Regions from separate parts of the Homo sapiens genome. Here region 1 is linked to region 2. Evidence: chromatin contacts called from ENCODE Hi-C or POLR2A ChIA-PET data. All regions are on one chromosome and are shown on one strand. The core of a region is the stretch at or near the end of the contact, and the rest is flanking DNA. Distances in the headings are between cores, read along the strand shown.

Region 1 (4,302 bases), core at 34-2,533, 53 kb before region 2:
TCAGCTAAGAGAAGGGAGGGGAAAGGAAGTGTTCTCAATTCTTTTTTCTTTTCTTCTTCCTAGCAAGAACCAGTTGAGTCATCTCTGGGGCTTAGTAATGGAGTAAGTGATCTTTCTCCTGAGTATGCGGTCCTGACTTCAACTATAAAAAATGAAGTGGATAGTACGGTGAACATCATAGGTAAACTGTTTTGACGTCTCATTTTTTATACATACCAGCAGCCCCCTGGGGCCTAAAATTTGTAAAACAGAGAACTTCAAATAACATAGTCAGTGGGAGGAGGTCTTGGAATCATCTCAGAATGCAAGTTCCAGCCCCCAGATTTCAAGGCTGAGAAACGAAGGCTTTTGAGGATCAGATAAAGGAACTTAGACGGGTCAGCCTCCGTGGAAGAAGGCTGGGGTGACCTCCCAGGAAAAATGTTTGTTTCCCGGCGGCTCGTGGCTAGCGATCCCAGTCTTTCACTATTTGGTTCACGTGGGCAAAAGAGTATTTATTTAACTCGGGAACCAAGGAGAGGGAAGATGGTCCTCGCGAGTCCTCTCAGCAACTGCTTCCTGGCAGACAGAGAAACTGAGGCACAGAGACATGTTGCCAAAGGGCCCACTCTGATTCAGCAGATATTTTTGAGCACCTTCTGTATATCAGACTCAGTACTAGGAGCAGGAAATAGATGGAGGAGGCCCAATTTCTTTTCTCATGGAGGGACAGAGATAGTAAACAAAGACACCCCCAGATAACTGCAGTGTTACCATGTGTGGTAAATACTGCAAAAGAAAAGAAAGGCGAGAGAAAAATCAAGGCACCAAATTTAGATTGGAGGTCTCAGAGGAGCAGTGTTTTCCCTCCTTCGTAACAGTTGAACAACTTCCAGATGTAGCTAGCTGCACCCCCTGTAAAGATGCAGGCTCTTTACAATGAAGACACATCTTCTGATGTTCCTTCTCTCCTGTATGGCCAGATGCACAGGAATAGTGCCCAAAAGACCTCAGCCTGCTTTCCCTTTAAGGGGAAGGAGAAGAAAAAACTCCTTTTTATTTTTACTTTCTTTCAGCATTGAATTTTTGTTGTGTGTATGGTGACTTCTGTTTTTGGGAAACGGAAGAAGCCAGCAGCATGCTGAATTGTCCTGACAGGCCTCCGCTGGCCTCTTGCCGAGGTTAGCAGTGCTTTTTTTGTATTTAAACCATCTCCCGGGCAGTGTAAAAAGTTTGCAGGTGCGGACATTCTGTCTGACTGGTCTCGGCAGTGCTCTATAACCCTGTTGTGTTTCTTGATAAAACACAGCCCCACCCTTTAATAAAGCAAAGATTGCTATGAAACCAGAGAGTCTATTCATTACTGTGGAGTAACTAGAGCAGTCTGTAGTGACTAGACATACGGCAATTAGGAAGTCATGGAGTTGGGATTTTTGTCTTAATTTTGGCTGCTCAAAGTGCCCCCTGTAGGATATTCTTTTTTCGGGAATTGTTTCCAAACTTGCCTGTCTTTATCTATGGTGAAACTCAAGCCGCTTTTTAAGGCAAGCCTGCAAACCCAAGTATCAACATGGGCTCCTGAAGGCACAGGAGAGCAGATTCACAGCTTACTGACCAGTGTTAGGGTCCCCACGAGGGCCACCCATTTGAACTCAAGGTTGGCAGACTCTGGCCCCAGCACTTGCCGTGGTTTCAGGATGGCCAGCGGTGACACAGGGCTATGGAACCCTGGGTCTTCATCTCTTCCCATATCCTTTGTTTCACCTTCTTTTTGCCATATTTTATTGTGCTTCAGATAGAAATTTTATTTATAAGATAAAAAGTAGCTCTGAGGCTGGGCGCGGTGGCTCATGCCTGTAATCCCAGCACTTTGGGAGGCCGAGGTGGGTGGTTCACGAGCTCAGCAGATCAAGACCATCCTGGCCAATATGGTGAAACCCTGTCTCTACTAAAAATACAAAAATTAGCTGGGCGTGGTGGCAGGTGCCTGTAGTCCCAGCTACTCAGGAGGCTGAGGCAGGAGAATCGATTGAACCCAGGAGGCGGAGGTTGCAGTGAGCCAAGATGGCACCACTGCGCTCCAGCCTGGGTGACAGAGGGAGACTGCCTCAAAAAAAAAAAAAAAAAGATAAAAAGTAGCTCTGGGTGAGTCTTTAGATGGAAGGCACCACCTCTTAGGAGATCACCCATGCTGTCAGCTGTGCCCATGCCTTCTTCCTGGAAGCTGAGTTGTTCACCCCTTAGGAGAAGGGGCCTGAGACAAGGCATTCGATTTTATCCACACCCCTAGAATGCTCTTAGCAAGATGAAACTCCATATGAGATGTGAACCCTTACATCGCAATATGCCCAGACACAGAACCCACAACAACATACTTTATTCTTGGCTGTATTGGACCTGGAGCACCTGGGCACTGAGGTGAGACTGTGGGGCCACTCCTCAGTCACCAGGTGCCAACCGAGAGACCTGGGCAGTGGAGTTGGGCTGCTGTGTTTTCAGCCTTAAGAAGTTTTTATTTACTCAAGAAAGCTGTCATCTTTGTGTGAGGCTATATATTATTTTCTCCTTCCCTCTCTCCCTGGCTGCCGCTGCCTCGTTTATAATTAGCTGTCAGCTCCTCCTATCTTCCCTCACCGTACTTCTCAAGTCCATCCCCTTGTTTCTGACACTGTGTGTGGGCCTGCCTTGGCTGTCACCTGGGCTCTGCTTCCATTCTGCTCCCCATTTCTTCTTCTCACAAAATAAAGAATGCCAGTGTCATCATGTCACCACTGCCCCTAAGAGAAGGAGCTGAGTTCCCCCAGGTCCCCGGGGTCTGGCATGATCTAGGCCCTGCCCACTGCTTTCATACCTGTCTTTGAACTTGAATTACTCTGAACGAGTTAAGCTCCCTGTGGCTGCTCATAGAGACAGTGAGGTTGGTGGTGGGTCTCCTTATGGTGGAGCAGCTGCAAAGGCTTTGTCCACAGGGCACAGTGAGGGGTGGACACGTGGCAGTTCCAGCAGGAGGTATAGCTCCAGCCCAACACGTCTCATCCACACTTCCGCTCCCAGATCATTGACCCTTGAGACACTGGTTACCTCTACTGAGTTTTGTTTTGTTTTGTTTTGTTTTTGAGACCGAGTTTCACTCTGTTGCCCAGGCTGGAGTGCAGTGGCACAATCTCGGCTCACTGCAACCTCCGCCTCCTGGGTTCAAGCGATTCTCCTGCCTCAGCCTCCCAAGTAGCTGGGATTACAGGGATGCGCCACCATGCCTGGGTAATTTTTTTTGTATTTAGTAGAGATGGAGTTTCACCATGTTGGTCAGGCTGGTCTTGAACTGCTGACCTCAAATGATCCACCTACCTCGGTCTCCCAAAGTGCTGGGATTACAGGTGTGAGCCACCGCGCCTGGCCTCTACTGAGTTTTTACTGGGATACATCCTGTGCTTCCCTTCGTGTAGTAGCCTGAGATGCTGTTTTCTCACGGGGTGCAAGGTGCACGCTGCCCTGTCCCACTCTTGCCTCCTCCTGCACTCTGTCACCCTGGTGAGGTGTATGCAGCCTGTAGTCAGGGACAGCCTGGCCCAGGCACCTACAGATCCCTGTCTCGGAGTCACCGGCCCCGCGGTGATCTTCTCTCCCACCATGGCTCTCGAGTGCCTAAACCAAATCATGGCTGTATTTTATACCGAAAGAGCACGAGATTAGAAGTCAAAAGGCGTGGGTTCTAGACCTGCTTCTGAAGTTTTTTATTTACCATGTGATTTTGGGCAAACTCCTTAATCTTTTGAAATTCAATTTCTATATAGATTGGAAACAATATATAATTATTTATAAAATGGAAATATTTAAAATTATATAGAAAATGGAAATAATCGTACTGATCCTGCCCATCTCGCAGAGTTATTGTGAGGATGAAGTGAAATGTACAGATAAATCACTCTGGGGCTAGAAGGGGGTAAAATGATATGATTATCATATTACCAAAATCATATTAAAATATATTTGATTAAGAAAAGTAGCCTCCATCTGTGCCATGTCATCAAGGCTGGTGTGAAGTTTAACTCCTGAAACTTTCAGAGGGGTCAGGGGAAATTTCCCTGCATGATGCTCTGCTGATGGCCTGATTTTTTATGCCTGCTAGTAAGTTTCATTCTTGACTCTGCAGCTACCTGGGTGACCTTAGCAATTTACCTGAGCTCTGGGTTTCAGCTTTTTTCAACTGTAAAATGGTAGGACCAAACCACCTCCAAGGACCCCTCTGTTTCTAATAATCTGCTTTTAAGCACTTTCTCTGAGGCATGGGAGCAAGTTGCTTTCTCAGGTGGAGACCTACAT
Region 2 (4,211 bases), core at 199-2,698:
CACCGGAAACATGCATTTCCCTTCTCTTCCAGCAACAATGACTTTACCCAGAGTCACCAGGAAGTCCTGTCCACTGTCAGCTGTGCAGTATGTGTGTGTGTGTGTGTGTGTGTTTCACCCAAAATGTGGCATGAAACAGACTTACATAAAAAACAACAGAAAGGCCTTTTTGCAGCACTGCTTGGAAACCCCCATCCTGCTTGATAAGCCTTCTTCGCTGTGTTGCCCCTGCAGGGGCCACTCCTGCCTAAGCTGGGTGGTGGTCCCCCACCTCACCTGTGGGCAGCTCATCCTGGAGGACACAGCATGGGTGAGGGGGTGCCTATTCTCAGTTGTCCCTAGGCACAAAAATTCTGCTACTTTTCTTTTTTAGGAAAGTGATTCCCTTCCAGAAAATATTTTTTTCTTGCTTCAAGTAGAATACTTTTTTTTTTTTTTTTTTAAATACAGGGTCTCACTGTGTCACCCCGGCTGGAGTGTAGTGGCACCATCACGGCTCACTGCAGCCTTGGCCTCCTCAGGCTCAAGTGATCCTCCTTTCTCAGCCTCCTGAGTAGCTGGGGCTATAGGTGAGCACAACCACTCTCAGTTAATTTTTGTATTTTTTGTAGAGATGGGGTTTTGCCGTGTTGCCCAGGCTGGTCTTGAACTCCTGGACTCAAGCGATCTACCCACTTCGACCTCACAAAATGAGGGCTTACAGGTGTGAGCCACTGCACCCGGCCAGCACTCTCAGAATTGATCCTTGTCATGTTCCTCTCACCCATCACTGTAGCTGAAGCCCTGGAGAAGCCACTGATTACCCTCTAATCGTCCTAGGTGTTGGTTTCTCTGTTAACATAATGTCTATAATCGGAACTCTTAACCAGGAAAACTTCCCAAACAATATAAATTCAGTGAAAATATGTGCACTGCTCATACCTGGTTCCCCCGGTACTGTTGCTGCATAAGAAGTCACCCCTTAATTTAGTGGTTTAAAAAGATCATCTTATTTATGCTCTCAGAGTCTGTGGGTTTGGAATTTATTTTATTTTATTTAATTAATTAATTAATTAATTATTTAAGATGGAGTCTCACTCTGTCACCCAGGCTGGAGTGCAATGGCACGATCTCCGCTCACTGCAACCTCTGCCTCCTGGGTTCAAGCGATTTTCCTGCCTCAGCCTCTTGAGTAGCTGAGATTACAGGCAAGTGCCACCATGCCCGGCTAATTTTTTTCTATTTTTAGTAGAGACGGGGTTTCACCATATTGGTCAGGCTGGTCTTGCACTCTTGACCTCGTGATCCGCCTGCCTCAGCCTCCCAAAGTGCTGGGATTACAGGCATGAGCCACCACACCTGGCGGGTTTGGAATTTAGACAGCAGGAGTGGCTTGTCTCTGCTGCATGACAGCTGGGGCTGTGACCACTGTGGGTAACGCAGCAGCTGGGGTGTATTATGGTCTAACGGCTCCTTTCCTTATATGTCTAACCCTGGCCTGGAGCACTGGAGGATGAGGTCCGCTGACTGCAGCGTCCATCCTGGTCCTCCCCAGGCACTGTGGCCTCCCTCACAGCATGGCTGCCTTGGGTACTCGGACTTCACGTGGAAGGCCAGGGCTCCGAGAGCAAATGCCCCAGCAAGACAGAAGCTCAGCCGCCTTTGATGACCTAGAAGCTAGGCAGCATCCATTGTACTGCCTTCTATGGGTTGTGAGTGAGTCCCAAACCTGCCTTGACTCAAGGAAACGGAATTAGGCTCTACGTCTTGACTAGGTAGTGGCGAAGTTCTGGAAGCACATGAGTAGGAGATACTGTGACGGTTTCATCTTTGGAAAATACCATCTAGCACACCTGAATCTGCTTTCAGGGGGTGTAAGGGGATTTCCATGGCAAAATTTGAAGCCACATGTGGTCACTGCTTTGTACTGAGGAAACAAAGTGCTCTGGGCATCCAGAAAGGGGGTACGTTTTTTCTTACTGGGATAAATCTGGCTGCATTTTAGCTAATCCTGGAAAATTGATCGACAAAAGCAAAGGACCAAGAAAGCTGCTTATATCAGTGTCTCCTCCACCCTCAGCCTCCAGTAGCATCCCTACGTTTTACAATTTTATTTATGTCACTTTAAATAAGGTAAGCTCTCCTTTGCTGTTCTGGTGTATTTAGACATACACGTATTTTGCTGTCTTGGGTTCTCGTGATAATACTCTTACATCTTTGCACGCTTCATTTTGACCCCTTCCTACTACTTTGATTTTCCCATGACTTTATTCAAAATTTGGAGAGAATAACCCACTCGGCTCTCTTCTCCCTGGTTGCTTTCTCCACTCATTCTAGCTACCTCTGCTCCATAAAATTATGCTCAATCAAGTATCACATTATTTTTATCTTTAGTTGTATGTGTCGTTCCTGTGTCAAAGAGCTTACCCTGTGGGTGCTGTCCAGCCATCTTGAACATTTTGCAAGGCAAATTTATTTATTTATTTATTTATTTTGAGACATGGTCTCACTGTGTCACCCAGGCTGGAGTGCAGTGGTGTGATCATGGCTCACTGCAGCCTCTAACTTCTGGGCTCAAGCAATCCTCCCACCTTAGCCTCCCAAGTAGCCGGGACTTCAGGCAGGCACCGCCATGCCCAGCTAAGTTTTTAAATTTTTTTCTAGAGACGAGGTCTCACTATGCTGCCCAGGGTGGTCTTGGGCTTCTGGGCTCAAGTAATCCTCTTGCTCTGGCCTCTTAAAATGCTGGGATTACAGGCGAGGGCCACCGTGCCCGACCTGGCAAATTTATTGAAAATTGGGGCAATATTGAATCATCTTTGTATCCCACTGACTAGCAAGAAGGTAAGATACCATGGCTGGCTCAACACAGCTACTACCTAGAAATACACTTCTGTGTTATTCAAACCAGGAGTCAGGAAGGAAAACTAATTGAAAAATACCTTCTGAGTATCTGAATTGGGCAATTGCTATGGGGAACAGAATGACAAAGAAGCAGTACCCCACTCCCCAGAGGAGCTTCCCATCTGCTGGGGGTGCCAAAGCATGAACACATAGAAAGGTGAATAACCACAGCGTGGCAGGCAGGATAATGACACCCCTAAAATGTCCACATCCTGATCCCCGGACCTGTGAGCATTAGCTTACATGACAAAAGGGATTTCGCAGATGAGATTAAGTTAAAGATCTGAGATGGGAAGATGAGTCTAGACTATCCAGGTGGGCCCAGTGTAGTCACAGGGTCCTGATAAGTGGACAAAAGAGTCAAGATAGTTGGAGTTAATGCGAGTTAAGACCGGACATGGCTCTCTTTGGAAGACGAGAGGGGCCTTGAACCAAGGAGTGAGAGCATCTCTAGAAGCTGGCCAAGGCGGGAGGGAACACAGCCCTGTCTACACCCTGATTTTAGTCCAGTGAGACCTAACTTGGACTTCTGACCTTCAGACTGTAGGATAACACAGTTGGGTTGTTTTAAGCCACTAAGCTTGTGGAAATTTGCTATAGTAGCATTTGGAAACTAATACAAATAGCAAAGTTAAATGAGATAAGAATCCAGAAAAAAAGTGTCATAGGTCAATAAGCCAGAAATCGCCGCATACTGGAGCTTCTACTGCAATCTCATACGTTCATCCGCCTCATCGCCCATGAAAACTCTCGTTTCTGGAAAACGAAGGGTGAAAAATAATTAGCTCATGGGAAAAGTAGAGGTGGGCAGACCATTCAAAACTTAACGGAACTTATAACCAGAGCCTTGTTACTATTACCAAGAACAGTAACGATGCTAGTTGAAATATCAGTATAATCGATACAGTTAAATCTCCACTGGCGTCACATCTCCCTCCCACCGTACATCCTTTGCAGTTTTATACCCTGGGCTTCTGATTTCCTCCTTGCAAATGAAGTGTTCTTTTTTTTTTCAACTTTTATTTTAGAATTAGGGGGTACGTGGGCAAGTTTATTACAAAGCTGTAATTTCATGATGCTGAGGTTTGGAGCACACATGAATCTGTCACCCAGGTAGTGAGCATAGTACCCAATAGATAGTAGTTTTTAACCCTTAACCCCCTCTCCTTCTCCTGCTTTTTGTATTCCCCAGTATCTACTGTTCCCATTTTTTGACCATGTGTACCCAATGTTTAGCTCCCACTTACAAGTGAAAACATGCGATATTTGGTTTTCTGTTTCTGAGTTAATTAACTTAGAATAATGTCCTCCAGTGCATCCATGTTGCT

What was found. Hi-C counts contacts between places; a loop is a spot of excess contacts on that map. ChIA-PET counts read pairs that join two places held with the same protein, here RNA polymerase II (POLR2A). Pooled maps may share reads with other maps.
Region 1: a loop to region 2 is called in a map of endothelial cell of umbilical vein, with 5 times the contacts of the local background. The contact joins the enhancer-like site here to the promoter of LINC02363 in region 2. A Hi-C loop is called at or near these places in 11 of 168 maps with a recorded cell type or tissue (B cell, CD14-positive monocyte, GM12878 and 7 more), 15 of 37 single-sample maps with no recorded cell type and 17 of 50 pooled maps. POLR2A ChIA-PET finds 5 or more read pairs at or near these places in 11 of 52 experiments (B cell, GM10248, GM12878 and 6 more).

Annotation. Positions count from the first base shown.
Region 1 is chr4:184,404,037-184,408,338 of GRCh38, reverse strand. It overlaps IRF2 (interferon regulatory factor 2), which reads left to right. Exons shown (of 9, transcript NM_002199.4): 6 at 64-181. Among named protein-coding and RNA genes, the nearest start is that of LINC02362, 24 kb to the right of the region's middle. Within about 2 kb of position 1,283, at least 14 of the 41 ENCODE cell types and tissues checked have a DNase peak (open chromatin) inside an H3K27ac peak, as active enhancers do; they include CD14-positive monocyte, heart left ventricle and testis, where a contact is called at or near this core.
Region 2 is chr4:184,351,214-184,355,424 of GRCh38, reverse strand. It overlaps LINC02363 (long intergenic non-protein coding RNA 2363), which reads left to right and starts at 1,448. Exons shown (of 3, transcript NR_040108.1): 1 at 1,448-2,112. RefSeq lists an enhancer at 1,378-1,447.